2 separate regions of the Homo sapiens genome follow, and region 2 is linked to region 1. A link is a loop called in an ENCODE intact Hi-C map of the cell type or tissue named here. Cell type or tissue: Panc1. All regions are shown on one strand.

Region 1 (2,500 bases):
TTTTTCTATGCAGTGTTTCCTATTACAATGACTGATTTCATTTAATCTTTGAATTCATCTTATTTTTAAAAGCAAATCACAGGTGTGTTTCCAACTGGGACTGAGGCATGGACCATGCATAATTATAATGAAAAGTGCATGCCAGGAGATAGTATCTGAGGCCACATTTTCACAGCTGATGCATAGAGGAAGTGAACCAATGATCTAGAAAAGATCTTACCTCTACTGCAGTGTCCAGGTTACAGGTTTTCAACCTGGTCTCTCCATTGTCATGGCAGCAGATAGTCTAAGCATGTCCGCTTAATTTACTAAGTTATTAGTTAACCCCTATTTGCAAGAAGGCTCTGGTTCTAGCCTTGTTATATAAAATGTTAAGGATATATCCAAATCTGCATCAAATCATCAAATCAAGGAAAATTCCTTGCATGCATCAGTTTTAACAGTAAAGGCCCACTGAAGAAGTTCAATGATAAGAGGGGAAGGAAGACTATACCTCAAGCATAATTAAAGTAAAAAAGGAATGATAGTAACTTTGGAATCCAAGTTTGGAAACACTCTTTGCATTAGGGCTCTGAACTCTTCTAGAAGGACTTCTATAAGCAAAGAAAGTAAGTGACTATTGGGAAAACGAAGTCCTCTTCAGAGATCAGTCACTTTCAGATCCCTCCATGCTTCAGAAAAATGGCAAGAGCTCCTCATGCTTCCCCCACCTCCCTGCAAAATAATAACAATGCCACAACTTTCTCTGCACTGTCTCTAAATCTGGTACACACATCTATTGCAGCACTTATCTCCTTAATCTTTATTTTATTGGATGTTTATTTTCCCTCTGAGCTCTCGAATACAGAGAATAATCTTATTCATTCATGGATGTTGGGCACGTAGCATAATGCTTAACTGGTATTTTTGTTAAGTTGTTTCTCCAGAAAACAAAACTCTAAGTGCTCCTTGGCCCGTCTTACGATTCTCAGTTGATGCGTAAGAAATACAAATAAATTTTAATATTGGATTGCACAAAATACAATTTGGAAAGTAATATGGAAGTTCTACAGATATCACATAGGTTCCCCCAACATCTTTTAGATTGATATTAATCTCCAATTGCCGTTATCAAATTAGCTGTTTTCAGTGTTTTTCAATCTAGTGCTGGATTATAATGAAGTTTGTTGGGTCCCTGGCAAAAAGAGAAATAAAGACAATGTACTGTGTTTTTCCCTAGTGTTAAATATACTCAATATAAAGGAGTTTTTTATTCTGAGATTTTCTTTGTTGTATTTGAAAATATTCCCTGTTTCATGACATAAGGTGATAGTAGATGCTACATTAAAAAATAAATGCCATATGAATCTTACTTGTAATCTTTTTATTTCATGGCACATATTGAAATATAATACGGCACATCTAGGGAAAGGGCTACTGGGATAATCATGACAAAGCGCCCTCTAGTGGTAAACTGTAGATATAAACTCTTACCTGCTGGAGTAACTTCTGATTTCAACATGTTTACACAGGAAGTGAGAAAAAGAGTGCTCAAGCTTAACTTCAACAATTGTTAATTTTTACATGATTCTTAAAAATAGTTTGAAGGTTTTATAATTATAAGAATTTTCCTACCATCCATATCTCACATCACACCTGTAACCCACTGGGAAGTTCTGCTGTTATCATTCCAGTCAGGAAAAAAGGGCCTGTAGTGTTACTGTTTACCAATCTTAGTTATATTTGCATTTAAAATGAGAAGGCTGATTAACCTAAAACAATCTATATCCACGGTGATTAAACTGCAAGCAATGTAAGGAGCCACTGGGATAGAGTATGCGTGTGTGTGTCCACGTGCATTTACAATGGGATATGGACACATATACTCCTGTGCAGGAGGGTGTGTGTGTGTGTGTGTGTGTGTATGTGTGTGTATGTTTGTTGGGGGCAGGGATTTTTATTACCTCTCAAATCACACTACACAGTTTACAATCTAGTTTATTTAAATTGCAGACTGGTATTACTTCATACAGTAAATGTCTGCTGCATGCATTTCAAACATCCACATTTTTAATCACAAGTAGCTAGCACACGCATGTTTTGCAGTGGCAGAAACAATTAAGGAGAGGTGGTGAAATGCCAAGGTCAATGTAGATGCAGAACAGTGGGGAATAAGAACTGGGGAAAGAAATGTTTCTTATTGTTGTAATTAGTGGATTCTCTCCAGTTTACAGGGAGAGTTAGCTGCCAGAGGAGGCTATCACATATGCCTATGCCTGTGCTAGTGTTCACTTCTGTAAAGTCTACAAAGCTGCCTCGTGGAAGCCTTGATCTATCTTATATGGCTGCTAAATACTAAGCAGTAATGTCTTCTTCCTGGGCACCTCTTTAGGTCACTACTTTACCTTTGGCAAGTGTTCTGTTTTCTGTTATGGCCTGCTCAAGAAGTGTAGTCATATCATCTTGGAGGGGCTGCATCTCTCCACTGCTTTGGTATTTGTGGAGTGGTAAGAAATTTTAT
Region 2 (2,500 bases), 140 kb before region 1:
GTTTTATTAGTCCTCTGTTCCTTTCTTCCTGTCTTCCTTTGTGTATAAGTGATTTTCTCTGGTAGTATGTTTTAATTTCTTGCTTTTTATGTTTTGTGTATCAAATAGGTGTTCTCTTTGTGGTTGCTATGAGGCTTGCAAATAACATCTTATAACCAATTATATTTAACTAATGACAACTTTGTTCACAAAAAAGAAAAGAAAAAACAAGCAAGCAAAGAGAAAATTGAAGAACTCTACACTTTATCTCCTCCACTTTTTGACATTTTATTGTCTCTGTTTACGTCTTTTTATATTGTCTATCTCTTAGCAAATTGTTGTAGTTATTATTTTTGATAATTTGCCTTTTGGTATTCATACTAAAGATATGAGTGGTTTATCCACTATAATTACAGTATTACAGTATTCTGTATTTACCTGGGTACTTAATTTTATCAGTGAGTTTTATGATTTATTATTACACATTAGCATCCTTTTCTTTCAGATTGAAGAACTTCCTTTAGCATTTCTCATAAGACAGGTCTGGTGATGATTAAATTCTTCTATTTTTGTTTATGTAGAAAAGTCTATTTTTCATTCCTGTTCGAAAGATAACTTCACTGGATACAGTATTCTAGTTTAAAACTTGTTTTCCTTTAGCGCTTTGAATATGTCAATCCATTCCCTCTTGATCCATAAGGTTTCCACTGAGAAGTCTGCTGCCAGATATATCGGAGCTCATTTACATGTTACTTGCTTCTTTCCTCTTGCTGCTTTTGGGATCCTGTCTTTATCCTTACTTTTGAAAACTTAATTAGTTTACTCCTTGAGGTAGTTTTATTTGGTTTGAATATGTTTTGTGTTCTTTGATCTTCTTGTACCTGGATATTCATATTTTTTCTCATAAGTTTGCAAATTCTTTGTTATTTCTTGGAATAAATTTTCTATCCCAATCTCTTTCTCTATATCCTCTTTAAGGCTAATAACTCTTACATGTGCCCTTTTAAGGTTATTTTCTAGATATTGTTGGCATACTTCATTTTTTTTTCTTCTCTGGTGGTATATTTTCATATAACCTGCCTTTGAGCTCACTAATACTTTCTTCTGCTTGATCAGTTCTGCTGTTGAGATATTCTGATGCATTTTTCAGTTTGTCAATTAAATTTTTTAGCTTCAGAATTTCGGTTTAAATTTTAAATTATTTCAATTTTTGTTAAATTTCTCTGATTGAAAATTCTGTATTCCTTCTCTGTATTATCTTGAAGTTCATCATGCTTCCTCAAGACAGCTATTTTGAATTCCCTGGCTGAGGTCACATATCTCTGTCACCCCAAGGTTGATCACTGGTGGCTTATTTAGTCTTTCTGATGAGATCATGTTTTCTTGGATGTTTCTGATGCTTGTGGATGTTTGTTGATGTCTGGGCATTGAAAAGTTAGGTGTTTATTCCAGTATTCACAGTCTTGTCTTGTTCATGCCAGTCTTTCTTGAGAGGGTTTTTCATGATTTCAAAGGGTATTGAGTATTGCTACTTAAGCCTATGGTTACTGCAGTCATTTCAACACTAGGGAGTGCCCTAAGCCCAAGAACACTGAAGCTTTTGCAGACTCCTAGATACACAATCTTGGTGGACTTGGGGAAGATAAAGGAGAATTCCCTGGGTTCCTAGACAAAGTCTCTTACTCTCTTCCCTCTCTTTTCCTTAAGCAAAAGTCTCTCTTTCTGCACTGGGCCTTCTGGAACTGTTGGAAGGGTGACATGGACACTCCTATGGCCACCCCAGCAGGCACTGCTCTGGGTTGTACCTGAAGCCCATTGTCTCCCAGACCAGCACAGTTTTGGTGCTTGCCCAAGGCCCATGGCCACTACTGCCTGGCGGCCACTGATGTTTACTCAAGGCCCACAGCCACTTTAGTCAGCAGGTGGTGAATCCTTCAAGGACTAGGTTTATCCTTGGTTCTCTACACTACAGAGCCAAACCATATCACCAGGTCACTTTAGTTGGCTGGTGGTGAAGCTGGCCAGGACTAAACTTTCTCCCACTGAGACAGAGAATTTCTCTCTGACTCAGGGCTAGTCTAAATGCTTCCTTCATGGACACTGGCAGAATTCTACTTGGTGTTGTGTTCCACCGTGACAGAGTGGCATTGAGTTCAAATGCAAAGTTTCACACTCACTTTGCTCTTTCTCCTTCAAACACACAGATTATCTCCATACATTGTGCTGCTGGGGTTCGGGGAGGTGTGGTGTAGGCAATGTAAGACTGTCCTTCCTACCTTCTTCAATGCCTCTTTCCTTATCAGTAGGTTAAAACCAGGTACTAAGATCACTCATCTGATTTTATGTTCTTATGAAGGTGGATTTTTATATGAACAGTTGTTCAAATTGCTGTTCCTGCAGGGGGATGATTGCTGGAGGGCTCTATTCAGCCATCTTGCTCCTCCTCCTCCTCCAAATTACAGAATTTAAACATTCTATAATTAAGTTTGTGAGGCCAGGCATGGTGGCTCACACCTGTAAT

Evidence for each region. Peaks named below come from ENCODE experiments on the same cell type or tissue, not always from the same donor. Only the 100,000 strongest peaks of a DNase experiment are listed, where the experiment ranks them.
Region 2: a loop joins it to region 1, with 7 times the contacts of the local background. A loop is called at or near these places in 19 of 110 quality-filtered maps.

What each region holds. Positions count from the first base shown.
Region 1 is chr7:93,226,986-93,229,485 of GRCh38, forward strand. It overlaps a transcript of HEPACAM2 not described here. Among named protein-coding and RNA genes, the nearest start is that of HEPACAM2, 1.8 kb to the left of the region's middle. In Panc1, CTCF peaks have their summits at 1,457 (motif pointing left) and 1,659; a DNase peak (open chromatin) is centred at 1,446.
Region 2 is chr7:93,091,379-93,093,878 of GRCh38, forward strand. No RefSeq gene overlaps it. Among named protein-coding and RNA genes, the nearest start is that of SAMD9, 25 kb to the right of the region's middle. RefSeq lists an enhancer at 1,532-1,581. In Panc1, a CTCF peak has its summit at 1,551; a DNase peak (open chromatin) is centred at 1,593.